Linked DNA regions of Homo sapiens: region 2 is linked to region 1. A link is an interaction called in ENCODE POLR2A ChIA-PET data of the cell type or tissue named here. Cell type or tissue: Caco-2. All regions are shown on one strand. Each heading gives the region's core, and the rest is flanking DNA. Links, peaks and the distances in the headings are about the cores only. Region 1 overlaps TNFAIP1 (TNF alpha induced protein 1). Region 2 overlaps NLK (nemo like kinase).

The links. ChIA-PET counts read pairs that join two places held together with the same protein. Peaks named below come from ENCODE experiments on the same cell type or tissue, not always from the same donor. Only the 100,000 strongest peaks of a DNase experiment are listed, where the experiment ranks them.
Region 2: POLR2A ChIA-PET joins it to region 1 with 10 read pairs; 2 of 35 experiments call an interaction of 5 or more read pairs at or near these places.

The regions. Positions count from the first base shown.
Region 1 is chr17:28,336,188-28,351,106 of GRCh38, reverse strand. TNFAIP1 (TNF alpha induced protein 1) reads right to left here. Exons shown (of 7, transcript NM_021137.5): 2 at 11,381-11,699; 3 at 10,629-10,798; 4 at 9,781-9,870; 5 at 9,651-9,703; 6 at 8,665-8,860; 7 at 4,098-6,743. The coding sequence starts at 11,585. The coding sequence ends at 6,507. POLDIP2 (DNA polymerase delta interacting protein 2) reads left to right here. Exons shown (of 11, transcript NM_015584.5): 8 at 315-341; 9 at 544-669; 10 at 1,945-2,024; 11 at 2,876-4,474. The coding sequence ends at 2,990. It overlaps LOC124903963 (a long non-coding RNA gene), which reads right to left and starts at 2,877. Exons shown (of 2, transcript XR_007065687.1): 1 at 2,778-2,877; 2 at 1,609-2,074. RefSeq lists enhancers at 5,409-5,912, 6,416-6,919. In Caco-2, for the core only: no CTCF peak of the experiment used is centred there; DNase peaks (open chromatin) are centred at 6,514, 6,926, 7,315 and 7,751.
Region 2 is chr17:28,058,287-28,073,205 of GRCh38, reverse strand. All of the region lies in intron 1 of NLK (nemo like kinase), which reads right to left. Among named protein-coding and RNA genes, the nearest start is that of NLK, 23 kb to the right of the region's middle. RefSeq lists an enhancer at 14,811-14,910. In Caco-2, for the core only: no CTCF peak of the experiment used is centred there; no DNase peak of the experiment used is centred there.

The sequences.
Region 1 (14,919 bases), core at 4,304-9,303:
GCAAGGATAGGGGGCAGGGCTGGTGAGGAGGGCAGTGAAAAAGGTAAGAGCCCTGTAACTGATTTCTGTTGGCATCCAGCTCTGTTGGTGATCTTGAAGGGATGAGGAGTGGGGAGGCCAGGAGTGGATACAGGGATGTTGCCTCCCTGTGGGTGTGTAGGCCATGGTTCAGCTATCACCCTTATCCCACAGATACTCTCAGCTTGGTCTGTCTGCAACCTTCCTGGAATACATCAACTGCACTGGAGAGATGTTGATTGGAACACACTTGGTCTTGCCCTGTGGGACTTAAATTCTTTTTGTTTTCTCCCTAGGAAGCCCAGAATTCCCACGTGTACTGGGTGAGTGTCACTGTCTGGGAGAAGGGGAGCTTGTGGGGTGTGCCTGGGGGTCAGGGTGGAGGTGGGGGAGCCCACCTTCTGACGAGAGCGGAACCTGTGCAGTGCATGTGTCAGCTTTGTTGACTTTTGCTTTGCACAGAATTCTGAGGAGGGTTACCCAAATTTTATTTTTTTTAAACTCTCTCTCCCACACCCACCTCAGTGGCGCTACTGTATCCGTTTGGAGAACCTTGACAGTGATGTGGTACAGCTCCGGGAGCGGCACTGGAGGATATTCAGTCTCTCTGGCACCTTGGAGACAGTGCGAGGCCGAGGGGTAGTGGGCAGGGTGAGCATCCTTGGTCTAGTAATTCTGGTCCTGTGTGGCAAGCCTGGGGGCTTAGCGCATGGCTTCCTTCTCCTTTGTTGTTATAGACAGAGGCTCACTTTGTGAATACATTGTGTTGTTTTGGGTTAGAAATCTTAAAACAACTACATGAGATATGTTTCTTGAAACCCATTTCATAGATGAAAAGAGTGAGACTGAGAAGTTAAATAACCAGCCCATGGTCCCATAGCTAGTAGTGGCAGGGCCTCAATTTAAACCCAAGTGAGTCTGAAGTCAAAACTTGTGTAGTTTTTAAAACTGGTATAGTGTCTTTTAAAAACTAAAATTTGAATGTCGTTAGGTGGGGCACACACCCCCACCAATCCCTGTGGTCTTGCCTCTTTGCCCCTTTACATGTTTACATCCTCTGCTGGTCCTTGAAGAGATCTGATTTTATAATCCCTGCCTACCCAACCCTGTCTCCTGAGAAATAAAGTCACAAGCAGTACTGGTGTCAGGGGCCACATTCAACAAGCATTTATCAAAGTCAGCGAGGACTGGGGAGGCAGTTGGGCAAGTGAATAAGAACAAGGCTTTGGATTTAGGTAGTCACTTCAAATTCCAGCTGAGTTATATATTAGCATAACTTTCGGCAAGTTATTTAACCAAAATCTTAGTTCCTTACTCCTAAAATGTGGATCACACCAGTTATCTTATGATCATTAGGAGAATTAAAGCAGCAGAGGTTTGCAGAGTACCTGCCGTGGTCCCCGCCAGCATGTGTGAATGGACACTGGAGGGGATATCTCCACAGGAGGTCCTTTGTTTTTAGAGACAGGGTCTCGCTGTGTCACCCAGGCTGGAGTGCAGTGGTGCGACCATAGTTTACTTTTCTGGGCTCAAGCAATCCTCCGCCTCAGCTTTCTGAGTAGCAGGACTACAGGCACACACCACTATGCCTGGTTAGTTTAAATTTTTTTTTTTTTTTTTTTTTTTTTTGTGGAGATGGGGTCTCACTGTGTTCCCCGGGCTGCAGAGGAGGTCCTTTGCCCAGTGCCTTCGGACATTCAGTCTGAGATTATCTTTCCCAGAGCCAGCATAAAAGGCCCAGCCAAATGGCCATCTATGGGAGGAGGTACTGGCAGGAAGTGTATCATGCTATGGGAGTGCCTGCTGTGGTGGTGGCTGGGTAGGGGACATCCAGTCTTGATGAACTGGCAGTCAGCATGTAACCCTGGGGTGCAGGAAACATGTCCCTGGGGCTTGGCCTGACCCATTTTGCCTAAACCTTTACAGGAACCAGTGTTATCCAAGGAGCAGCCTGCGTTCCAGTATAGCAGCCACGTCTCGCTGCAGGCTTCCAGTGGGCACATGTGGTGAGTGAGTGTGCACAGCAGTAGGGGCCACCCAGCTCCACAAACAGAAGCTGTAGGTCAGAAAAGTGAGAGCTTAGAGCTTGCCATTAACTCTGGGCCAAGTTACATTCTTAGAGGGAGCCTTATCTGCTATATTGTTGTGTGGGACTTGTCTGATTTTCTATTACCGCCTGTTTCCCAGTACCCTGTGATTTGTGGACTGAGGACTTAGGCTAAAGAGGTCTGGTGATTTGATGCTGCAGAATTGCTTGTATAGTTGGGTTTTTTCCCTTGGTGTTTCACTCCTTTACCTGAAAATGCAGTTGGCTAGCTTATGCAGTATGTATCTAAAGGCCAGAATCTGGACAGCTGTGTTTTCCTTTTTTCTTTTGTGAGATGGAGTTTCACTTATTGCCCAGGCTGGAGTGCAATGGCACAATCTTGGCTCACTGCAACCTCCGCCTCCCAGGTTCAAGCCATTCTCTTGCCTCAGCCTCCCGAGTAGCTGGGATTACAGGCATGCGCCACCACGCCCGGCTAATTTTGTATTTTTAGTGGAGACGGGGTTTCTCCATGTTGGTCAGGCTGGTCTCAAACTCCCCACCTCAGGTGACCTCAGGTGATCTGCTGGCATCAGCCTCCCAAAATGCTGGGATTTCAGGCGTGAGCCACTGCAGCTGTGTTTTTCTTTTCATGGATAACCATGAGGGGCTCTTGGGTCTCTGGACCAGTCATCCTGTCATGAGCTAGAGATAGAAGAGAGCTCAGGCTCACATGTCCTCTGTGGCTGGCAGCTGAGGGCATGGGGCCATCCAGATCCTTAGGAGGCCTCAGCCCTGGCTCCTTCTAAACCAGCTTCTTTCTGACTGTAGGGGCACGTTCCGCTTTGAAAGACCTGATGGCTCCCACTTTGATGTTCGGATTCCTCCCTTCTCCCTGGAAAGCAATAAAGATGAGAAGACACCACCCTCAGGCCTTCACTGGTAGGCCAGCTGAGGCCCCAAGTGCCCAGGCTTGGTCACCGGGAAGAACAACTCTCATCCCACAATTGCTGCAGAACTCTTCTCTCCCCATCATGGGCCACAGTGGGTCTCTTAATTTGATTGTGGGGTTCTTTTTGTGGGGAGGGGTGGTATAACTTTTCTTCAGAAGACCCATGTGGGACACCTCCAAGGCTGGCCTCCTCATAAGCCCTGCCTACACCATGTTCCAGTAAACCTCTCCACCAAGGAACTGTGTTCAGCTGCCACAGGCCTGGAGGAGTTTCCTGGCCTGTCACGTGAGGTTTGATCAGTAAACCAGTGCACGCTTGGCCACCCTTGCCATTTCTGCTCCCAGAGTCTCAGGCTCCCCTTCTGACCCAGTGTGCGCCCTTGACTGCTTTCTTTGCTGCCCTTCCAGGGAGCTGCCCCCCTGGTAGGGCATGTGCCTGTTTCCCTCTCAGCCTGGAGGCTGGCTGGACATCTCCTAGGGTCACTGTGCCTCTCAGCTAGTTGGCGGGGGTGCTGGACTGGACTCTTGTTCACTTTACCTTCTGCCAAATGCAGAGAGGGAGGCCAGTGTCAGGGTCGGAGTGGCCTGGCTCTTAGCACTGACCGACCATTGCCATTTCTGGCCTCGCTAGGCCCAGGAGAGGAGGGAGGCAAGCCAGTCGGGTTTCCTGGAGCAATGGGTGTGCCAGCCCTCAGCATGACTCTGCCAAGCATCCAGACCACAAATGCAGGAATTTGGCTGAGGAGCAGCTTTAGGTATGGATTGATGACTAAGTCAAGCTACTTCCTGAGCTTCTCTCAGATTTCCAAGAGCCAGAGATGAATTGTGCTGCATCTTGCCCCAATTCTTAGGATTTCTTTTCCTCCGCCACTGCAGTGATTGTTAGAGGTAGTTTTCTTGAATTAATATTAAATCACAGTTCCAGCCCTTGTTATTCTTGTCCTTAGTCCTCCAGGGGGAGCTGGGGTTGCAGGGCAACAGTACAGTCGCGCTTACGACCTGGCTAGAACACAAGGTCAGATGATAAACAGAAGCACAGGAACTCAGCCCATGGCCGCAAGCTGGTCAAGGCCTGCTCACTGTAAACATGGCTCTGTACCATTGAGTTTAACACAATTTTATTAGAAATTAGTGTTTGCTTCCATCACTTATGCTGAGCAACCAAATATTACAGTTATGTGATAAAGGAAAAATTCTTTCCTGCCCAGGACCTGCGCCATCCTTTAGGCCGACCTTGGTCACATACCAAATTCAATAAAACCCAATACTGGCCTGTGTTGTTAACAGCAGGCTGCCAGGTTTCTCAGAAACTGACAAGAAAATCTGACCTTCATCCATACTTTGTTTACTTACCCCTGGGCTGCTTGGAGTTGAAAAATGCACACAGCCAAGAGTTGCTTTCTGAATAGGGCTGGAAACTTTCAAAGAAAACCCCCAAACTTTTAAGTCACAAAGTCTGATTAAAGAAGCTAAGATCATGTCAGTGAGTTCAATGTTAGTATTTTCCTTAAGACCAAGGAGAGATTTTCAGTCAGAGAAGATAAATGCCCAGTCCCAGACTACTGTGCTTTCTCGGCAAAAAAGACTGAGACACTGAGGATGTGAATGTCAAAGTAGTAAGCAGGGACTAAAGGGGATGGGGAGGTCAAAAGGCAAGCATCACAACACCTCAGTGGGGAGCTGGGAATTTGAGTGTTAAAGGACCTCAAGAGGGCAGCTGAGAAAATAGGCCAGTGGTCTCAGGCTGACGCATTCCAGTCTCTGTGGGAAAGTCATAAAGCCAAAGCCTGAATTTGGCCAAAGAAGTGGATTTGTCTTTATCTTGTTACCTCAATGAGGGCTGGAAGAACTAGTAGCTGATCACCAAGGTACCTGACCTGAGAGTCTTAGTGCTGTTTATACATTCAAGACTGTGACTAACATAAAATGCCTAATTAGAAAGTCACATTTCCCCTGTCCCGCCGTCATGTCACTTCAGGTCCTTGTGTCTAACCCTGGGTCTGGCATTTGCCCATAGGCTCTGTGGCATCAGCTATCATAAGAGTAGTCAAGAGAGATGAACTTGATAACCTGTGTTCTCTCCAAAGAGCAGAAAGTGGGTACTATACGTGGCTACGTTGCTTTGTTAGGCTGGCAGAACAGTCCCTCCCTGACAGCATTCCTTTGGAAAATAATTCAGATAAGCTGAATTCTGGTTTGGCCAAGCCAAACAAAAAGGAATGAAAACCAAAGCCCTAAAGAGGAACTCACCTCCTGGCTAGTGCTTGGCATCTCCATGGCTGAGTTACCCAACAAGGAGTGAAGGCCTTCAGGGTGCTTCGGTTGCTCCTGTCATCCCGCGCTCAGAGACACCACTGGGCAGAACCGCCATCCCAGCCAGCACCAACCAAGAGCATAGATGGTGTGGGCAGGGAGTAGATGTGTGGCCAAGCATGTGCCACCTCTGTAGGGGCTGCTGGGAGTTTGCTGTCCTCAGCTGATGGGCATGCCAGCCAACACCATGCAGTGCCCACGGGCTCCACGGTCTTCCTGCCGTGGCTCATGTTTCTGGCCCATGTGACAGCTCTTTGGCTTTACCGTATGTGAGGACAGCATGGCTGGAAGCCAAGGGTACTCAAGAGAATCACAAAGAGCAGTCGTGCTAGACCTAGGAGTCAGTGATGTGACTATGATGTGGGGGTAAAATGTCCTTTCTCACAGGCACCCTGTGAGGACTGCCGGTCCCAGCTTAGCCATCCTTCCCTCCTCGGTGCACTCTGAGCTGCTGGCCAGGCTGCAAAGCCAGAGCTGCTCTGTCGGATGTTTTTTTTTTATTGCTTCCTCTTTATCCCCTCCCTCAGATTGATTCTGCAGGGAAGTGGGGATTAGGGTAGAAAGACATGGGTCAAGGAGATTATCAACCTCCTGAATAACAGTACAAAGTGCTTTAAAGAAACAGATCCCACAGGCATGGAGAAGGGCCAAGGGTTCTGTCATATGTAGGGTCTTGGCACCCTGGAGGGCAAAAGAAATGCTCAGTTTCCTCATTACTAGATTTAGAATTATTCATTTCCTAGATTATTTTTTAAAAACCAAACTTATCAAGCCTGTGCTTAAACACCTTAGGAAAAAAGACGTCCCACTTTCTGCACCAGGGCCTCTACAGCACCAGAACTGCCTTTCCCCCAGCTGAGGCCTAAGGGGCAGTAGCCTTCTGCACAGGGCCTAGGGGAAGGTTCTCAGCAGGAGGTGGGTCAGTCCATATGCCCCAGGGAGCAGAAGCAGCTCCGTCGGGCAGGAAGGGTGATGGTGAGCAGATAGGACAGGACGCAGTCTCCAGAAGTGCTCAGGGGCAAGGCAGGGGAATGTGGTCCCTCCTCTGCCCAGACCCTCTGACCTCTGAGCAGGGCCTGTCATGCCTCTGGGTGCTAGAGCAGAGACCCAGGCAGCAGCAGCATGGGGTGGCCAATGGGGCGGGTTCCACAGGATGGGAGATAGGGCCTCCCGTGCCCTGACTCCCTGAGGGTCTGGTCAGTCGCGATGGGTAGACTGGTGGCCGAGCTGCCGGTCATCGTAAGTGCTGTAGCGCTTGACGTGGATGCGGCGGACACGGTCCCGCAGTTCAAAGGTCTCCTCATCTTCACTGGGGGAAGCCTGGCTGCGGCTACGGCTTGTGGCCTCCAACAAGGAGTTGTCGGGGACGCGGGGAGTCTCATAGAGTAGGACGTTGAGTGTCTCCTCATAGATTCGGGCCTCTGGGAATTCCACCTGGGGTTAGGGAGGAAGAAGGTGGAGCAAGGTTTCATCTTCAAGAGGAAGCCATGCGTCAGAGCGGCTGGCCCTGAGGCTCCATAAGGCCTCCGCTACCTCTCATAAAACAGGTGGCGGTCCGTCTCCAGGGAAAGCCAGCCTCCCTCCGAAGGCGGGGTGAGGGGATGTACTCTACAGACATGAGGACAGGGAAGACCAACATCCTCCACACCCCTGCCCCAGCCTGAGACCAAGGGACTAGTGGGCATAGAGGGTGGGCCAGAGCTAGGTCCCAACACAGCTCTACCACTTGCTAGCTGTGGAGCCTTGGGCTGAACCCTTCTGGGCTGCAGCTCCCATATGTACAAAAGGTTGGTTCAGCTCAACCCCTGAGAGTTGCTGTCAACATTACGGGAAAGATGTGATTGCTTAGCAGAAGATTGGCACACAGCAAACCACCAAGCAGAGGCATACACAGAGCAGCTGCTATGCTGAGTGGTTATGCTGCCTTTCTCTGCCTGCCTGACGCAGTGTGTCACCGGCATGACCTGCCTGGAGGAAGGAGAAAGGGAAGGCAGTCAAGCACCTGAATTCTAGCCAGACCTGCTCTGTTGGACTGAGCTTCTGTTCACTCATCTGTCACATGGGGAGAGTGGCTCTAGCCCTGCGTGTCTCACAGGCATGTTGTGAGGGGTCACACGAGTTCATGAAAGACAACACACTTAAGAAGATGCCAGGTGCGCTGCCACTTCCGTCGCAGCATCACCAGCCACTGGAGACCTGCCCCTGAACCCTTTCACCACCGATAGGGTCAGGAACCACCTGTCGCCCTCCCTCCCACCCCTACACCAAAAACCGCAGAAGGAAGCAGGGCCACCTGTAAGTTGGCCTTCCCCAAACCCTCTGCAGATCTCCCAGCTGGAGGCACCTGGAGTAGTTTGGGGGTCGACAAGTTGCTTGGCAAGTCTGGCTACTTTGAGCTCTTCACACCCACATGGCCCTTCCTGGATGACCTGCCATCCACCCCAGCGTATCATCTCCAGGACCTGCACTCACAGGAGGCAGCTACTCTCTGGGGTAACTGACTGCAGCCTGGGGGAGAGGGGCCACCTGAGTTTGTGATGACTGTCACCTATCAAATGCCTCCTGTGTACCTGGCACTAAGTTGATTAGCCAGAAACCCCCAGCTGGTTGGGGCCAGTAAGGAGATTTTATTTTATTATTATTAAAAGTGTTTGGAAGTGGAATCTTGCTATTTTGCTTAGGCTGGCCTCAAACTCCTGGGCTCAAGGGATCTTCCCACAGCAGCCTCCTGAGTACTTGGGACTACAGGCATGTGCCACGATGCCTGGCTAATTTTTCTATTTTTTGTAAAGACGGGGTTTCACCATGTTGTCCAGGGTGGTCTTGAACTCCTGGGCTCAAGTGCTGTGCCCACCTGTGTCCCTGGCTCAGACAGGAGATCTGAACAGCATTCTAACACGAAAGCCCAAGCTGTTTCTACACCACACTGCTGCTCCAAAGAGTTGTATCATTTTCATATCTCGTTAAATTCATACTATCATCCCCATGTCTGCAAATGAGGAACCTGAGGCCCAGATGGCTTAAGTGGCTTATCCAAAGTCAGAAAACTGGCAAGTGGTGTGAGCCAGCGTTCAAACCTGAATTGGGCCAACTTCAAAGACCCAGTCCTTCCCACTGTACTAGGCTACTTCCTGGTGGTCAACGGCCCCTGCCCTGCGCTGTCAGGAACAAAGCAGTTCCCGTCCATTCCCCACACCCCTTGTTCTGGCCTTGTCCTTGCCCAGCACCATTACCGTGTTTGGAAAAAAGAGCCAAGTCCATGCCCCTTTTGCTCCGTGCTGGTCACAGCCCGACCACGTCCCCCGCACAGTGGGTGTGTGTCCTCCCCTACCCAGGCAGGGGCAATCCCCCACACCTTGGTCTGCTTCTTCTCCGTGGCATACACGATGGAGGTACAGCACACCTCTGCCAGCTTACGGCCCTGGCCATAAAAGGACCAGCAGCAGATCTCGTCACCAATGACATCCTTGATGAAGAGCACGCGGCCGTTGAAGCGCAGGGAGAGCTTGTCAAACAGCTCGATGTTTTTCAGCAGGTGGTCGTCAGAGTTGCTGAAAAAAACATGAGGGCCAAGCGGCTGGGAGTGAGGTTCCAGTCCAAGGGAGGGTGCTAGACAAGTGGGGCCCTCCCCTCCCTCCCTTCCCCCATCCTGTCCTGCCGAAATGAAAGCAAGATGCCAGGGGGCCAGGAGAGAAAGGATCATAGGGTACCCTCTGGGTTGGGGGGCCTGTGAGGAAAAGGAACTCAGTTGGTTTTAAGTCAAAGTAGGGACAGCTGAGGAAGGAGGTCTCCCCTCACTAACCCTGGAAGGAAGGAGACAAGGCTGCTATGTCAGTGGGAGGCATTCCTTCCCTTACTGTGGGGGTGACAGTGGCAATATGCCTGGCCACAGGGAATCATAGGGAGGGTTTGGGACTCTGAACCTGCAGCCACCTGCGTCTACCTAACTGTGGCCTATGGAGAGGACATGGCCTGGAGGGTGTGGGGAGGGAATCGGCCCAGTGTGAACTGCACAGGCTGGCTTGGGGGACTCCCAGCTCACCGGCCTCCTAGCATCCCCTCCACCCGGTAGGATGACACGTGTGAAAACACCTGCCATGCTGCCTTCGTGATACACGTTGAGGGCGCATTTCACCTTCAATCATTTATATCCCAGCCAGGGCACCCTGCTGAGTTCCAAAGGCCTCTGTCCCAATTTCCCTTCTACTTTCTGTTTTTCCCCAACTTGGCACAGCCAGTTCCAAGACCCAGGCCCAGACCCACGCCGACCGTGCTGGGAGTACAGGCAGTACTCCTTGGGTCTGCTGCCCAGTGTCTGTTGAGCCCTGTGACGCACCCTACCTGGTGTAGGAATACTTGTTGTTGCTTCTGTTGTACAGCAGCTTCACCACGGGCTGTGAAGGAGTTCAGAGTGAGGGGCCAGGCCAGGGGACTGGCATCCCCGGCCCGCACCCCTCAGAGGTCCTGGTACCTTGGTGGAGGATTCGATGAGCCGCTCCTCCTCCTTTAGGGATGTGATGATGGGGATGTTGCACACAGGCTGGTAGGAGTCCTTCTTGTCCTGTGCGACACAGAACAGAGAACCCTCTTTAGGATCTTCTGCTTCCCAGGCTTATCGAGGTATACCTCTGGAGCCCCTCTGCCATGGCCACCCGCTGCTTGGTGAGGAAGTGTCAGATACAGATCATGAGGCCCCTGACAATAGAAACTGCCAGCTGGAAAGCAGACCCCCAGTTAGAAAACCCAAGATCCAGGCCGGGTGCGGTAGCTCACACCTGCAATCCCAGCACTTTGGGAGGCTGAGGCAGGCAGATCACTTGAGCCCAGCAGTTCGAGACTAGCCTGGAAAACATGGTGAAACCTCATCTCTACAAAAAATACAAAGATTAGCTGGGTGCCATGGCGCATGCTGGCATTCCCAGCTACTCTGAAGGCCAAATCACGAGAATCACTTGAACCCAGGAGGCAGAAGTTGCAGTGAGCTGACATCGCACCACTGCACTCCAGCCTGGGTGACAGGAGTGAAACCCTGTCTCAAAAAACAAAAACAAAAACAGAAACAAAAGCAAAAACAGAAAAACCCCCTAAAATCCGGGTAGCAAAGCATAGAAACCAGAAGCAGGGCCTACTCACGCTGCCAAGTGTGAACACCTGGCTGCCAGGTTGGTGGGCCTGGGTGGCATCTCACTTGTCTCATTAGGTTTGCACTCATCAACCACGCCTCCCACACAACCTGCCAGGAACCAGAGTCCTCCATCCCACAAGAAGGGGGCAACTCCTGACCTCATCTGCCCGCCCTGCTCCGCCCCACCCATGTACCTGCAGGGCACTCTGGCACATATTCACCAGCCCCTGGATGAGGTAATACTTTGCTTCAGCCATCAATTCCTTGATTTCTTGCCGGTTCTGAGGGAGGGTGATGGTGTCATCTCGGAGGTAATTCAAAATGGTGCCAAAGTGCTTTCCACAACGGTCTATGAGGATCCAGCCTAGGGGTGCAGAAGGCCCTACAGGGTTAGTTTGCCGCCAGGTACCTCCGAGGCAGGCAAAGGCCACCTGACAAGCTGGCGGCAGGTGGCAGGGAAGGGGGTCCACGAGCACAAAGCCCTTACGCAGGGTGACAGAGGCGGGGATGGAGGTTCTAGCACTCAGGCCCATGGCTGCTCTTCACCCTTCCTCTCTGAAACCCAGAACTGGCACATCCCACGGGGGATACAGCCCTCCAGGCTGTAGAAGCCACAGGGGCCTAGGCTCAGGGTACCAGGCCCAGCCCAACACAGAAACCACCAGCCACTGCCGGCCTTCTGCCCGCTGCCCAGTCTTAAGGTGACGGCTCCTATGAGAATCTTGTCCTATTTAAATATTTTAAAAGTATGGCTCTTCTTCCTGGAAAATGCATAAACACAGCATTCCATATACAATTTCACAGAATTCTGAAGCTCTACTAGGGACTCCAGGTGAAGACACCCTACATAAAGTGAAGAGGAAAAGTGACTGAATTCTAGATCTGGTCATTTCCTTGGGAACTCCTCCTGCCCTCCCCACCCCGAGCGGCAGCCCCAGTGCCTCACCTTCTTTGTCGGTCAGCACCTCCATGCGCCCACTGAACATGGCCTTGAGCATGGTGTCGTGGCGGGTCAGGGCCCGCACAGTGGTGTAGTACAGAGAGCCGCCCACGTTGAGCTGGACATACTTGTTGCCCAACCCTCCTCCCTTGAAGCCACTGAGCTTGGGCTTGGCCCCTGAGGCTGGGCACAGGCAGGTGTCCCCCGACATCTCCCGCTGCAGGTAGATCACCACACGGCAGGAGGTAGGCTTGGAAGGCTCCGCCGTGGTGGAAAGGGTCACGAGTGAGTGGCCAGTGGAGGCCAGAGCCTCATAATCTCAGTGCTGTACATGGGAGAGGGAAGAGAAGACACGAACCAGCTGAGACAGCCCAGGAGGAGACAATAGCAGAAACACGACCGTACTCATTCTCTCCCTGACAAGCCCAAGCACTGCTCCCTGGCAGAGGCTAAGTCCCTGCCATTTTGCTTTCTTTTTTTTTTTTTTTTTTCTTAGAGACAGGGTCTCACTCTGTCACCCAGGCTGGAGTGCAGTGGTGCCATCTCGGCTCACTGCAGCCTTTGCCTCCCAGGCTCAAGTGATCCTCCCACCTCAGCCTCCTGAGTAGCTGGGACCACAGGTGCACACCACCACACCCAGCTAATTTTTTTTTTTTTTTTTTTTGGTAGAGACAGGGTTTTACCATGCTGCCCAGGCTGGTCTCGAATTCCTGAGCGCAGGCGATCCGCCCACCTCAGTCTCCCAAAGTGCTGGGATTATAAGTATGAATCACCGCGTCTGGCCTCCCTGCCATTTTTACTATAGCAGGAACCAGGGCTGGAGGCAGTCTCCCAGACTCCTGCCCTGGTCACCTCATCAGCCTCCCTGAGACTCAGCTCCACTCAGGGCAGCGAGGAAGACAAGCAAACCCATGGAACCAGTTAGAGAGGGCCAGAGGAACAGATCACCCTAGAGATCTACCAGTCAGATTCCAGTTACTTTCTTGTCAAGGTTCCCAGGATCCCAGACTTCCAACCAAACCTACTGGGAATCCAGCCAGTCTAGGAGTTTCCCAGGAGCCAGAGGGACAGGATGCACTTCCTTTCTAAAGATTCCAGCCTCCAGAGCAGTCTGTGCCAGTGTTTATTTTGAGCACCACCGAGAGTCTGGCTTCAGGAAGGAAAGTAAAAGCAGCTTCAGGAGAGAATGCAGTAAGCCAGGGTCGGGGGTGCCGGCCAGTGTTCTTGGTGCAGGTTACCTGGGCTTCGGCTGGGGCTTCCTGACCTTCCCCTTTCTTGGCACCAGCCTTGTCCCAAGTTCCTGAAATTGTCACCATTTTTCAGGGAAGAACAGCTATAGGATGGCTGTTTTCCTTTCTTTTTCCTGAGAGGGAGCCCAGCCCTACTCTCCTCTTCCCTCCCAATAAGAATGGGAGAAGAAAGGACTAGAAAAGATCAGAGGATAAATCTAAAAACAATGAGGTGAGATGTGTGCTGCCACCTGCCTGTACTCCTGGCTACTCAGTAGGCCGAGGTGGGAGGATCTCTTGAGCCCAGGAGTCAAGACCAGCCTTGGCAACATAGCAAGACCCCATCTCTTGGCATTTAATATGTACTAGCTCATTTAACTCATTCAGCAATTAAACTACTGAGTGCCTACTATGTTAAGCAGTAGGGAACAATGAAAAAATATTGTCTTTGCCTTCAAACAGTTCAAAGAAGCATCATAACAGGAATTTTTAAAAAGAGAGAAAGCTAGCATTTATTGTACCCCTACGTGCCAGGCATTGGGTACTCAGAAGAGAACACATATAGAAAGTCATGTCCACATGGAGCTTACATTCTAGTGGAAGGAAACAGACTAGCAACAAGGACTTAAATAAATAAGCAGATAATTCCAGAACCTGATAAATGCAATAAAGATAATAAAACAGTGATATGAGAGTGATTAGGGAGAGGCACTAATTTAGACAAAGGGACAGGAAAAGCATCTTTGGGATGGTGACATTTCAGCTGAGGTTTGAAGAGAGCATTGTAGACAGATGGAAGAGTAAGTGCAAAGTTCCTGTTAGAAACAAGTTTTAGGGGGCGGGTGTGGTGGCTCACACCTGTAATCCTAGCACTTTAGGAGGCCGAAGTGGGTGGATTGCTTGAGCCCAGGAGTTCAAGACCAGTCTGGGCAACATAGTGAGAGTTTGTTTCTACAAATAAAAAAAAATTAGCCAGATATGGTGGCTCATGCCTGTGGTCCCAGCTGCTCGGGAGGCTGAGGTGGGATGACTGCTTGAGCCTGGGAAAGTCAGCCTGGGTGACATAGGGAAATCTCATCTCAACAATGACAAAATTAAAACAAGTTTGAGGATCAGAAATACGGTCATAATGGCTGGTGCACAGACAGTAGGGGGAAGTTGGTTTGATGTCAAGTCAGGGAAGGCAGGCGTTAGATGATAACAAAGGTGGATTTCATACTAATTGCTATATAGTATATGAATCAATTGGAGGGTTGCAAGCAGGGGAGTGATATGATCTGACTTGCTTGTAGTGTATTTTGAAAAGATAACTTGCTGCTGGGTAGAGAATGAATTGTAAAGGTGCAAGAGAGAAAGTGGGAAGACCAGAGGAAGCAGTAGTCTAGGCAAGAAGAGATGATGGCAGCCTGGACCACATTGGTAATAATGGAGACAGAAAAAAAGTGGAATGATTTCACCGAATGCTCATCACATGCAGGAGTTTACAGTTGCTCATGCCTTGTAAGTGCAACCCAGAAGCAGGGCACTGGTTTCCCAAGTTTACCGCTGTGTTCCCCTAATGGTGCTCAGCACAATGCCATGCACATTTTAAGTATTTAACATACGTCAGTTTGTTAGACTGAAATTGTCCCTGAAAAGATTTAGGTAAGTCCCTGGGAAGAATGTCCAAGGAAGTGGACAGCCAGCGTGGGTGCTGTGTGAAGCAGTGAATTCCTTTGGCGGCTTGTCTGGGAGACTCTTTCATTTGCCACAGGGGTTGGGTATGGGAGGTGAGCCCTCACCAGGAGGTTGCCAATGACTAAGAAACACTAGAATGGTATGAGATCACCTTCCCTTTTCCCGCCCACCTCAAAGGAATAAATCCACCTCTCTAACAGGTATTAGCAAGTTCCCTGTGTATTTTGTGTCTAGTCCTAGTTTTCCCAGGATCAGAGAAAGCACACATACATGTTCTGCCAATGCAAAGGAGCTCAAAGGATAGGCCTGCCAAGAGAGGTCGGCGGATCCAGAGCTAATCTCTTCCTTTCCTACAAAGCAATTGCTTTGAGCCCCTGGATGACGTCAATCACATTCCGCCCAGACCAATGGGTTCCAGGAATTCTGTGGCAGGTGACGCCCCAGAAAGTAATTCCAGTGAGAATGAAGTTTCCACTGATAGCCACAGTGCTCTTCCTTCCGCACTTTGTGTGTGGATATTTGGGGATGCCCGGGGCTAAGGGCGGATCCGTGGCTCACGCAACGAAGCTAATGGGAACCCAAGCACAACAAAGGGCAAACAGCCGCGGAGGTGGAAAGAGGAGGGGTCTAAAAGGAAGA
Region 2 (14,919 bases), core at 6,166-11,165, 280 kb after region 1:
TGGCTTTGGTTCTTGGTAGAAGAGTAAAACAGAAATATGTCTCCACTGTGAATTCTTAGTAAGTCTGCACCCTTTGTGACTAAAATTCAAACTAGTGGTGTGGCCTGAAAAACTCAAGTCAAAAATTTACTTAAAAGTAGGTGGTACTACTAGATACTCACATCATCTCTGGAAAAAAAAAAATCTAATACCCTGCTTCAAAAAAATCACAAAAAATAAAGTTCTAATGTCATGGGCTCACAATTTTACAAAATCACCAAAGAAACAAGCACCTACAAGTAAGAGCCAATGTATTAGACCAACAAAGACAGCAGATAAGAGTATTATCAGATGCAAACATAAAATATTTTTAATGTATTTGAAAAAATATAAAAGGGGGAACAAGTATGACAGAATAGGAGACTATTAAAACGGACCAGGCAGATTCGAAAATAAACAATATTTATTACCCATGGAATTTAAACATGCATACTAAAATTTCAAGGGCAACTGAAAGAACAAAATAAGGTATGAAACTTACAAATAAGGGGTGGAAAATCTCAAGCAATTCAAAAGAAGGCAAATAAAGAGAAAAATATGAAAAGCAGAACATAAGAAATATATAAATAAGGTGGTAGGGACAAATTTAAAAAGATCAGCGCACTCATCTCGGCAGTCTGAGACCAGCCTGGGCAACACAGTGAGACCCTGTCTCTACAAAAAGTTTTTAAAAATTAGTTGGGCGTGGTGGCATGTGACTGTGGTCCCAGCCCCTTGGGAGGCTGAAGTTGGAGGATTGCTTGAGCACAGCAGGTGGAGGCTGCAGTGAGCCGTAACCGCACATCTGCACTCCAGCCTGGGTGACCAAGCAAAACCCTGTCTCAAAAAAAAAAAAAAAAGAAAAAGAAGAAGAAAGAAGATCAGTAAGCACAATTGATGGAAATGAATTAAGTGTTTCCCTTAAAAGATTGTCAGACTAGATTAAAAAGCTGAATTTAAATGTATGCTGTATATCAGAGACATATAAAATATAAGAACAGAAATGCTGAAAATAAAAAAATAAAAAAGAAGTTAAAACATCTACCAAAACACAGAACAAAGAAAACTGGTTAACCACTTCCAGTTAGAACACAGAAATATGACACTTTGCATAACAAGGAGAAAAGGTTAGATAAGCAATGAAATCATACTTTTTGTTGGGTGGTTGGTTGGTTAGTTGGGTGGTTGTATACAAGAAAGCTGAGAACTCAAAGAACGTAAATGAACTAAACTCCAGAGAAAGAGAAGCCCTTGCTAAGAGAGAAAACACTCCAAGCCCTTTTCATCCCTGGGTCACAGTGGAAAGAAGAGTAAACTGCATGCTGAAAGCAGGGCAAGAGAAACCAAAATAATCTTTTAGCAACCTTTCATTGGCTGAAGATATTTGACTTAATTAATTAAAACCTGAGGCTCTCCAGACCTGTTCTGCCAATTCTTTCTGATGAAGCCTTCACGTAGGATACAGCAGGATTGCTGAGAGGGATCGCCCTCAAGTAACATGGTGCCTTAAGTGAATGTAAGGTTGAAGGCAGGACAGGAGTGCCTACAACTAGTCAATGACATTGGACAGTGAAACTGAAAATAAAAATACCATTTCCAATGGCATCGAAAAATATTAAATACTTAGTGATAAACTAAACATGTGCAAGGCCTCTAAAATGCAAGCTCCCAAACACTGCCAAGAGAAATTAAAGACTATAATAAATGGAGATCAGAGTGGTTGACAAAGGCTGTTAAAAAAAAAAAAAAAAAAGTGGAGAGCTATACCATGTTCATGGAATGGAACACTCAACTTTCTTAAAAATTCTCTTCTATTTGATCTACAGAGTTGACATCTTCCAATAAATATCCCAACAGATTTTTAAAGAAACTGACAAGCTAATTCTGTAATGATATGAAAACACAAAGCTTCTAGAGTAGCCAAAATAATCTTGAATTAAAACAAGTAAGTTGGAAGACTTACGCTATCTGACTTCAAGAGTTACTTTAAAATAGTGTTTCTCAACTGAGGGTGACTTTGTTCCCTAGGGGACATTTGGTACTGTCTGTAGACATTTTTTGATTATCACACCTACTGAGTGGCTACTAGCATTTAGTGGTGGAGGCAAGGGATGATGCTGAACATCCTATAATACATAGGAGACCCTCCCACAGCAAAGAACTATCAGGCCCAAAATGTCAATAGTGCTGAGATGGAAAAATCCTGCTCTAAAGCTACAGTATATAAAGACAGTGTGGCATTAACATAAGACTAGACCAAAAGACTAATGAAACAGAAAAGCTTAGAATTTCACTATATTTATATAGTCAATTGATTTTCCACAGTGGAGCAAGGCTATTCAATAAGGGTGAAAAAATCTTCTTAAAGAAGGATGTTGTGAGAATAGGTAAAATTAGTATTTTAGAATAGTGTTTTACTTTAAAATTAGTATTTTACTTTAAAATTAATATTTTACTTTAAAATTAGTATTTTAAAAAACAAAACAACAAAAATGCCTCAAACCCTTATCTTAGTCCATATACAAAAATTAATTTCAGGCTGGGCACGGTGGCTCATGCCTGTAATCCCAGCACTTTGGGAGGCCGAGGTGGGAGGATCACAAGGTCAAGAGATCAAGACCATCCTGGCCAACATGGTGAAACCCGTCTCTACTAAAAATATAAAAATTAGCTGGGCATGGTGGTGTGTGCCTGTAGTCCCAGCTCCTCAGGAGGCTGAGGTAGGAGAATCCTTGAACCTGGAAGGTGGAGGCTGCAGTGAGCCGAGATCGCACCACTGCACTCCAGCCTGGCAACAGGGCGAGATTCCGTCTCAAAAAAAAAAAAAAAAAAATTAATTTCAGATGGAAAACTTACCTAAACATAAAAATTAAAACCTTAAAACTTCCAGAAAAAATAAAAGAGAATAGTTTCATGACCTTGGCACTAGACAAAGATTTCTTCTTTTTTTTTGAGACACAGTCTTGCTCTGTTGCCCAGGCTGGAGCGCGGTGGTGCGATCTTGGCTCACTGCAACCTCCGCCTCCTGGATTCAAATGATTCTCATGCCTCAGCCTCCTGAGTAGCTGGGATTACAGGCATAGGCCACTATGCCTCACTAATTTTTCTAATTTTAGTAGAGACAGGGTTTCACCATGTTGGCCAGGCTGATCTCGAACTCCTGACCTCAGGTGATCTGCCTGCCTCGGCCTCCCAGAATGCTAGGATTACAGGCACGAAACACCATGCCCAGCTAGACAAAGATTTCTTATACTGAACCAAAAAATGTACTAATAATAAAAGAAAAAGTTGATAAACTTAACTTCTCAAAATAGAATTTTCTGTTCATCAAAAGACATCATTTACAAAATGAAAAGGTAAGTTACAGAGTAGGAGAAAATACAATAGATTGATCTGTCAAAAGGCTGGTATTCAGAAAAAGAAATAAGACTCCTACAGTATAATAATAATAATGACAAACCAATCATTTAAATGGGTGGAAAACTTCAACAGAATTTTCAGGAAAAAAAAAGACATGCCAACAGCCAATAAATACATGAAAATGTGGCAAACATCATTAGCCATCATGGTAATGCAAATTAAAACTAAAATGAGATACTACTTCACACCCACTAAAATGGCTACATTCAAAGACCATCAAATTTTGCAAGGATTTGCAAGTGGGTTAGAACTCTCATCTTTGCTGGTAGTAGTACAAACTGGTAAAGCCACTTTGGAAAACTGCTTTGGCAATCTTAATAAAGTTAAATATATATGTACTCTACAACCCAGCAATTCCATCCCTAGATATTTATCCTTAGAGAAATAAAAACTTATATCCATAAAAAGACTTATGTAAGAATAGTCTAAAACTGGAAGGAACAGAAGGATGGATAAACAAACTGTGCTATATTCATACACTGACATATGATTCAGTAATAAAGAGAAAAAAACACTGATATGTGCAAGCAACATAGATGAATTGCAAAAACATTATGTAGAGTGAAAGAAGCCTCGCACATAAGAGTACATACATATTGTAAGATTCTATCTATATAAAATCTAAGAACAAGCAAAACTAATCAAAGATGACAGAAACCAAAAAAGTGGCTGCCTAGGGCAGGGGGAGGGGGATGCATGGTAGAATTTACTTGAGTGAACTTTCTGGGGTGATAAAATGTTCTGTATCTTGATTGGGTGGTACTTACTATAGTAGAAACACATCAAAAAAGGCTAGGTGTGTGGCTTACACCTGTAATTCCAGCACATTGGGAGGCTGAGGCGTGAGGATCGCTTGAGCCCAGGAGTTCAAGACCAGCTTGGGCAACATAGTGAGATCCCATCTCTATAAAAATTTTAAAAATTAGCCTGGTGTGGTGGCACATGCCTATAGTCCCAGCTACTCTGAAGGCTGCAGCAGGGGATCACTTGAACTCACAAGTTTGAGGTTACAGTGAGCTATGATCATGCCATTGCATTCTAGCTTGGGCAACAGAAAGAGATCTTGTCTCTAAAAAATAGAAAAAATTTTAAAAATTAAAATACAATTAGCAAACTTTAGTGGACATATACAAAACATTAATCAACTGCAGAATAAATATACGTTTTAAAAACAAAAGGATATTTATAAATAGTGATCACATACAAGGCCACAAGGTAAATCTCAACAAATTCCCCCCCAAAATGGTATCAATCACGCAAACCACATATTCTAATCACAACAAAATTATATCACAAGATAGTAACCTAAAAACAAATATCATTTTTGAAAATTAAAAACAGGATCATCTGAAGATATTAAGTTCCCTTGATTGTTCAGTCAGTTCCAAATACAACTCCTTATTTTACTCTTTCCCCCTTCTGACTACTGCACTTGACTAAAAAGAAAAAAAGAAAATTAAAAACACACTTCTAAGCAATCTATAGGTTAAAGAAGAAATGAGACACACAACTATGGCCAATTAATTTTATGAGAAAAGTATAAAGGCAAATCAATGGAGAAAGGACAAACTTTTCAACAAATGGTATTGGAACAATCGAACATCCATATTTTTTTTTTTTTTTTTTTGAGACGGAGTCTCGCTCTGTGGCCCAGGCTGGAGTGTGGTGGCTCCCTCTCGGCTTACTGCAACCTCCACCTCTCGGCTTCAAGCAATTCTCCTACCTCAGCCTCCTGAGTAGCTGGGATTACAGGCGTGCACCACCATGCCCTGCTAATTTTTGTATTTTTAGTAGAGGTGGGGTTTCACCATGTTGGCCAGGCTGGTCTCAAACTCTTGACCTCAGGTGATTCACCTGCCATGGCCTCCCAAAGTGCTGGGATTATAGGTGTGAGCCACCATGCCCAGACCATATATATATATATATATATTTTAAGAAGGTCTACCTACAGTTTGGATCACAATACCGAGACACAATTTTGAACGCCATAATCCTCAGTGTTGAAATCCCAAAAGAGCAAAATCCCCAAAGTCTCAATCTCTAACATCTAAGATCCCAAAAGTCACCATCACAGGATAGTTGCATCATGTTTGACCAGATCTTATGAACTATCTCCATGCTAACTGCCCAAATCTATCCCTAATGCCAGTTTTTTTATATATTGAATTTTTTTAGTTTTTTCTTTTAAAAATTTTTTTCCACTACTTTTAATTGTCAGCCTTTTTTTTTTTTTAAACAATTCTCTGTGCCATGTATTTAATCTTCACATCATTTCCAATACTGGAGATATAAATTGCATAGAGACTGTTAGAGAGTTCTAATTTGTTTTATGCATGTTTTGCAAATTTGACTCCATGAAAGTGCATTAGAATGCTGACTTTGTGTGCAAGCATTGTCCATGTACATAAAAATTGTTAAAACTTCAATAAATGAATAGATGTTCTTTTTGTAAAAAACATAAAAATAAAAATAAAGGTCTACCTAAACTTCACATCTAGTACAAAAACTAACCCAAACATGAAATACAGACTTCAGTGTAAACCATTAAACTATACAACTTTTAGAAGAAAACGCAGAATTCTTCATGACCTGGGTCAGGCAAAGAGTTTCTAGATTTAACACCAAAAGTTATGATCTGAAAAGAAAAAGTGGATCAACTGGACTTCACCAAAATTAAAATGTTTGTATTGCAAAAGACACTCAGGAGAATTTTTTTAAAAAGGAACTACAGACTGGGAGAAAATATTTGCAAATCACGTATCTGAAAGAGGATTTATATCCGGAATATGTAAAGATCATTCAAAACCTACTATTAAGAAAGCCACCCAATTAAAATATGGGCAAAGGCTTGAATAGATACTTTACAAAAAAGGATACAGAGACAGCTAATAAGCACTTGAAAAGATGCTCAACATCTTGAGTTATTAGGGAAATGCAAAACCACTATAAACAGTATTACATACCTATTAAAATGGCTAAAATTAGGAAGAAAAAATTGGATATCACCAAATGCTCACAAGCAACTGGAACTTTTATACCTTGTTGGTGGGAATGCAAATTGCGATTGCTTTGGAAAACAGTTTGGTAGTTTCTTTTAAGCTTGAACATATAATTTGAACCAGTCATTCCACTCCTAGGTATTTACCCAAGAGAAATGAAAGCCTATGTCCACAGAAATATTGTAAATGAATATTCATTCCAATTTTATTTGTAATAACCAAAAACTGCAAACAACCTAAATGTCCATCAACAGGTGAAGAGGGTTTTAAAGTTGTGATATATTAATACAATGAACAAGAACAAACTATTAGTACATGCAACATAAATCGTAAGGACTGAAATGTGCCCACTGGATTTGGTACTTAACTGCTAGTTAATAACAGGTCATGTATTTGTCAGAGCAGTTTGGGCTGTATGGTATATGGTATATGTAGAAATGACTGCACAGTGGACTGTGAATAAATGAAAGATGAAGAGGCAGAGACAGTGATGGACAACTACATTTTCAAGGACCTTGGCTGCGAAGGGAAAGAAAGAGGTTAGACTGGTAATCTAGAGGATGAGGGTTGAATTTAGGGATGAGGTTTCAGTAAGTTTACAGGGTAAGAGGAAAGGGAGAGGGGCAGAGGTTGAACACCTGAAAGAAGATAATAGTGGAGTAAAGCCTCTGGAAAAACTGGAAGAGAACAGGATCTGGAGACTGAAAAGTAAAGGAAAGCTACGTTGACATAACTTCGTCTGTGGGTGTAACAGGAAGTTACCCAGTTCCTGCATCCCTTGGCTTTATCTTCTCTGTGAAATAGGGGAATGAAGTCATCTGTAGAAACTGAGGAAGAGGTGGAGTAGGAACTTGAGGAAAGTGGTAGTGGTTAGAAATAGCTGTGTGAGCAGTGGAGAAATGAGCTGACTTGAGACAAGTCTAAGACTTGCTAGAGAACACTGAAGGCCCAACAAAGGTTATATACCATGAACCATGTCAAACTGCCATGAAAGTTTCTAAATATCTAGTAATGAGCCTCAAGCAAGTTATGGGATAAGGAGAAATGTTTTTATTTATCACTGCCAATTTGTAATAAAGTTTGGGTCCACACTAGGAGGAACATTCACCTAGACTACTACAACTACCTTCTCCCAGCTTCTAGACCTGTTCCTACTCCAAACCATTCTTCTTAGTATTGCCTGAGCCACCTTCTAAAAATAAATCTGATCATTTTAATCATTTAAGTCATTCAATAGCTTCCCAGATTCAGATAAAATCTCAAGGTATTAATAAAGCAAAAAGGGTCCTTCATAATCCAACCTCTTGTTCTCATCTCTTAGCGATCACATTCATCCTACATTCTAACCATAATGAACCAATTCCAGGTCCCCAAACACTGCCATCTCTTATTCACTGACTTTGTACATGAAATTCCCTCTGCTTGAGCTGCCCTTCTCCCTCATCCCCTGTCATCATCAAAATTTAACTCAAATATCACTCCCCTAATCAGGCCTACACTGCCTAGAAAAAAACTACACTGCCAACTGCAGGGGGGTACCATTCATAACATAATGTAAACATTGTCACATCAGAATTGTACAAACTGAGGCCCTTGGTATCCCATCTATATCTTCCCACAGTAACCATTCTGTACTTATCTGTATTTATATATCTTTATTGCAATTTGTTTATAAATATTCAAGTATAAGTTTCTCCCGGGTAGGAATTATGTCAAGGAAGCTTCCTTGACCTTATAATTTGGACTAGGTTAAATTAGGATTTTCTAATTAATCACTGTTTTTCTCCATAAAACAAAGATGGAAAGTGCTAAGAGATAACAATTAAAACAGCTAATATTTATTGAGTGTTGACTACAGGCAAGCCACTGTAGCATTTTATACACATTATCACATTTAATTTTCATAAGAACCTAAGATAGGTACCATTATAACCCCTATGTTATAGAAGAGAAAGCTGAGACACAAAGCAGTAAAGCAATTTGCCGAAAGGCACATGGCCAATAAAAAACAGCAGAATGTGAATCTAGGTAGACTATCTTAAAAGACTGCACATTTAAAATGATTTGTTTAAGCCAGGCCCAGTGGCATATACCTGTAGTCCCAGCTACTTGGGAGGCTGAGTCAAGAGGACTGCTTGAGCCTAGGAGTTCAAGGACAGCCTAGGCAACATAATGAGACCCCATCCCTGAAAAACTTTTTTTAAAAAATAATGTGTTAAATGTCTGTCTTACCTGCTTCATATGATATTAATTTTGTTCCCAGTCTACCCTCAGGACTCAAAGCCTAGTATACAGGCCTTCAATAAATAGTCTGCTAACTACCAGGTGCAGTGGCTCAAGCCTATATAATCCCAACACTTTGGGAAAAGAGGCAGGAGGATCACTTGAGGCCAGAAGTCTGAGAGCAGCCTGGGCAATACAGAGAGATCTCGTCTCTACACAAAATATTTTAAAATAAAAAAATTAGCCAGGCTTGGTGTTACATGCCCATAGCCCTAGTTACTCATGAGACCAAGATGGGAAGATTACTTGAGTCCAGGAGTTCAAGACAGTGAGACCTTGTCTCTTTAAAAAAAAAAAAAAAAAAAAAAAAAGTTTGCTAACTTAAAGATGACTCTAAATTCAGCTCTCTGAATACCTGTTAACTACTATGTTAGCCATCCTTCTTGACTTCCTCTGATCAGCAAATTTGATAAGCCTACTATGTTCCTGAAAAATTATCACTAAAAGTGTTGCAAACTCGTATATTTATGTTCAGTAGATTATTTTGACATCTCAAACCTGAACATTCACCCAACTACTGAACTGAAATCACAGCTATTTAAACTATTCAAAGGGCTAAAGAACAGACCCATTACTTTGGTAGGTTTTCCATAAAACATTATTTTACCTTTTGTCAAGGCTTGCAGTTTTTCAACAGGTAAATCAACACTCTTGTCTCATTTCGTTCAGTTTAATTATTCTTAGCTTCCAAATGCACTTCTAAGCCTTTCTCATTTTGTCACAATTCTTTTCTGCTAACCTCCTATTTGTCGCAAAGCTCCAGAGAATAAAGAGTGAGGAATAAGGTGTTCCATATTACTAATTGAATTTTTATGAGGGTGAGGGAATAAAACTTCTACAAGTTTGACTATATAAGCAGTATCTTTGGAGAACAGGAATTAGGAACTTTATGTAAACAGAGACAAAACATAAAAGAACTATCAGATGGTAAAATTACCTCCCCTCAGGAGAGCTAAATTTTAGTGAATACTTTTTACAAAACAGTTCAAAAAATTGATTGTTTTTTAAACCCAAACCCCGAGAAATGAGATGAGAAAATGAATAGACTGATGAAAAAAGTGTATATATATAAATCATCCTCGATTTTAAATTCTTTTTCCTCTTGGATGCCATATTAAACTATAAACTGAAGTATCCAACATTGAGAGTACTCAACAGTGTTTATTTGAGGTTAAGATGTTCTCACTGTGTTATCAGACTAACAATGTAACAAAGAGAAAAAGATAAGAAATGACTTCTTAAAACTAAAAATGTTGCCAGTCGCCATGGCTTATGCCTGTAATCCCAGCACTTTGGGAGGCCAAAGTGGGCGGAGAGCTTGATCCCAAGAGTTTGAGAACAGCCTGGACAACATAACAAAACCCCATCTCTACAAAATACAAAAAAATTAGCCAGACATGGTGGTGTACGCCTATAGTCCCAGCTACTTGGGAGGCTGAGATGGGAAGATCACCTGAGCCTGGGCAGCTTGAGGCTACAGTGAGCCACGATCGTGCCACTGCACTCCAACCTGGGCGACAGAGCTGTCTCAAAAACCAAAATAAAAAATAAAAATATCGTCAATCTGTCTTAATTTAATAATTTTTGATAAAAGTTATTTATCCCGGCAGGGTGCAGTGGCTCACGCCTGTAATCGCAACACTTTGGGAGGCTGAGGTGGGTGGATCACTTCAGGTCAGGAGTTTGAGACCAGCCTGGCCAACATGGTGAAACCCCATCTCTACTAAAAACACAAAAATTAGCCGGATGTGGTGGCACACACCTGTAGTCCCAGCTATGCAGGAGGCTGAGGCAGGAGAATCGCTTGAACCCGGGAGGCAGAGGTTGCAGTGAGCTGTGACTGCACCACTGTACTACAGCCTGGGCAATAGAATGAGACTGTCTCAAAAAAGAAAAACGTTATTTATCCTATGGTTTGTTGTGTGACTCAGATTATAATACACATGGCTTTAATATTAAACTTTTCATCATTATCTGAACAGCATGCATTATAGTAAATTTTAAAAATGTTTTCTTAAAACACTGTACAATTCCAGGTTTTGATTTTTAAAAGGACTAAAAATCTATACAGTCATTTTAAGAAACTTCAGTCATCTTCAGCAGCTTCCTAAGTGTTATATGAAGTTCAATAATGGTATTTACATTAAGAAAAAGAGAACCAAATGATAGGAAATGGTCAAAAAGTTAGTATTAGACACAGAACTCTTTTGATCATGAGGGCAATAAAAGTCTGAATTAAGCCACTAAATGAGGACTATGGAGTCACCATTCTAGACATCCTCAGAAAAATGCCAACAGGCTGCTCCATCTATAACTCTCGCTCTCTCTTTCTGACACTTTAATATCCCAGTCTTATTTATGCAGTTTTAACGGGCAACACTTCCGAAACTTTCCCCACTAAAGTACATGGCATTTTTTTAAGTGTCAGAAGGCACCTCCAGGTCTGGAACCCCAGCTCAGGGATTAGATGGATGGAAAGTCCAGCAAGAGGAAGCAACTGCTTGAACTAAAGCTGACATGATGGCACTGTTTTCTTAAAAAAAAAAAAAATATATATATATATGTATATATATGTATATATGTATGTATATGTATATATGTATATATTATATATATGTATATGTATATATTATATATTATATATATGTATATGTATATATGTATATATTATATATGTATATGTATATATGTATATATTATATATGTATATGTATATATGTATATGTGTATATATGTATATATATATGAAATAATGATTTGAGAAATTTGTACAGAAAAACTGGAGGTAGAAATCACCAATTACTAGGGCATTAATCTAGTATACCAGACAAAATGACCTCTTTGTGTCTCCTCTATCTTCAAGTTACAAAATAAAACTTCTAAGGAAATAAAATTGCATTTCTAGTTTTAAGGAATAACAGACTCTCATTAGCCACTTTCGTATTCTGTGGTATTTAGAAGACATCCAGATACCATGAAGTGTCTTACAGCTGAGGCCTCCACAAACCATGTAATAACTTATATTACTCTCAAATTCACGTTAGAAACTCAAGTGACATTGAAATATCACACAAATTAGCTGGTGCTACTTTTGTCACTAGCACTGTTGAATCATACATAACTAAGGCAGCAGAAAAATCATCTCTGGGTTCGTTCAAGACCATTTTTCTTTTAATGTCTTTTTTTCAATTTGCTTCTAACTTTAAGGTTATAGACACCTTTTAAAAATAGCTCATAGAATTACAGAATGGTAAAACACTGAAACTGGATAAACTCGTACATCAACCTCCAACTCTCAGCAACTTGATTACTACAGGAGTCTATTTAAAACTAACTGGCCCTCAGGAGGCTGTGGAGGATCGCTTGAGCCTGAGTTCAAGGCTGCAGTGAGCTATGATTGCACCACTGAACTCCAGCCTGGGTGTCAGAGCCAGACCCCATCTTAAGTGGTCACTGATACAGATTTTCATTTAATAAATTGTGGGTATATTTCAAAGATGACCACTCTACTACTCATAGACATTTAGGTTGCTTTCAATCTGGGAGGATGATAAATAACAGTAAATGAACATCCTTATAAATATATCTTTGTATCTAAGGTCAATGATTGCTCCAAAGAGCGTGTGCATTCAATTTTGCGAAACTGCTCTCCAATCAAGACTCCATCCATCCATGCTATCATAAAAAATTTGAGTGTGTGTGTGTTTCACTACATCTGCAACAACTAGGATTATTACTTTAAAATATCTAGCAGTTTAAAAGTGTTATCTATTTCTGCATGTTTATTAACGAAAGTGAAATCCTTTAATGTTTTTTAACAATTTGTATTTCTTCTATGTGCCCATTCTCTAGCTTTTGCCCATTCTCTGTTGGGTTCTTCAAGTGTATTTCTTGTTGATTTTAAGAGCTCTTTAGGCTGGGTGTGGTGGCTCATGCTTGTAATCCCGGCACTTTGGAAGACGGAGGCAGGAGGATCATCTGAGCTCAGGAGTTAGAGACCAGTCTGGGCAACATAGTGAAACCCTGTCTCTATTTTTAAAAAGTAAAAAAGAGAGCTCTTTTAATATTAAAGATATTAACTTTTATTTTTCACATATATTGCTAATATCCTCTCCCTAGATTTTGCTTTTTCTTTTAGGCATTTTTTTATGGTATATTTTACCAAATACACATCTTAGATGTCTTCATAGACAAATCTGATGTTCTTTTCTTGCTTTAAAGTCAATAGTGTCTTTCCCTCCAAGATTATAAAAAGTTATATTTTCTTATTTTTTGGCTTTGTTTCTTAAAATCTTTAATCCACTTGGACTTCATTTTTGTATATAATGAATATAAACTTTATTCTTCCCCACTGCTTGCTAAGTATCCCAACAAAATAAACCAGTGTGCTGGGACTGGTGCATGCTGCTCATGACAGTTACATTTTTCTGGAATTTTGTAAGCTGACTGTGAAACATAACCATAAAAAACTATGTTATATAAACTTAGAATAAAATAAATCATATTTAAAACAAAGGTAACAAATACTTAGGAATCATCACTCCCTAGTTATTTTATTATGATTTATGCTCTTAAGGTTATCTAACACCTATTTTATCTGTATGATGAAAATACCATATAAGGGCGTGCTAGTGCATATCTTTCTCCAATTCAGCATTTAGTGACTTCACATTAGTGGTTTGAAATTGGCCATTATAGTATTTACACCACAGAGATCAGCAAACCCTAAACTACAGCTTTTTTATTTTTCAGAGAGCCTGTTGTTAAACATATGCCACCATACCACTGGAATAAACCATTCTTTGTTCACTAATTTGAAAAAGGATCTCTAGTATACACTAAATTGCCATTTATTCATACGTTTATAAAACAGAATAAAGAGCTTAGAATTGAACTTTTTTTTCTACTCTAGCATCGCAGACTACTTTGGTATGTTTTGATATATTAGATAAGACTTTGGACACAGTTTCTATTAACTGGATCTCTATTTTTCTAACATAGATCACAGTACTGCAAAGAAAAGGGTATTTCCCTAAACAGTTCAATAGCATTCTTAACTTTATGTAGATTATAGAAAACAGTATAAATAAAGGACTATTTCTTTTCAAAATAAAGGACTATTTCTGGACATAGTTGGTTACCATATACTATTTTTAGATTAGAGCTCTCACTCTTAAAAAAAAATAAAAAATCCAAACATAAGAAAACAAAACCAATACCATCGGGTTGGGTCTAAATAATAATAATAATAAATAATAACAAGTGTCCTCTCATAAAAATTCCGCCAGTGTGTGAAGAAATCGGGATCTTTTAATACATAATGGCAAGAACCAACTATAGTACTTTATTTTTTTTTTTTTGAGACAGGATCTGGCTCTGTTGACCAAGCTAGAGTACAGTGGCACAATCTCAGCTCACTGCAACCTCTGCCTCCTGGCCTCAAGCCATGCTCCCACCTCAGCCTCCCAAGTAGCTGGGACTACAGGCACACTCCACCATGTCCAGCTAATTTTTGTATTTTCAGTAGAGACGGGGTTTTGTCATGTTGCCCAGGCTGGTCTTGATCTCGTGAGCTCAAGCAATCCACCTGCCTTGGCCTCCCAAAGTGCTGGGATTACAGGTGTAAGCCATGGCGCCTGGCTGCTGACGGTACTCTTCTTTCAGAGTCACCATCACATACAAACTCAGCATTGGAAACTTTCTTCCTTTTTTACATAGAGATGGGTCTTGCTATGTCACCCAGGCTAGATGCAGTGGTTATTCACAGGAGCAATCATTGCATACTAAAATCCCAAACACCTGGGCTCAAAAGCGCCTCCTGCCATAGCCTCCTAAGTAGGCTGAGTAGCTGAGAATACACACATGGGCCACCATGCCCAGCCTAGAAGCTTTCAATTCAGCAACCAACAGGCACCCATCATGGGACCAGGCTAGGCTCTGAAGAAGCAACTAAGACATGACCCGAATCTTCGAAACTCTCATCATTTTTAGTGGATCGGTGGGTAGAGAACATGTCACAAGTGGTTATAAGCACTTACATTAGCATTGAAAGAAACAGATTGTCTTCAAGAATGAGTATCTACTTTAAGAGGAAAAGAAAATCAGGGTACAAAAACTAGTTATTTAAAGTTTGCCCACCTACAGAGACAAGCTGATAGATGTTGATAACTAGACCTTCAGCACCTATACCAGTTAAACA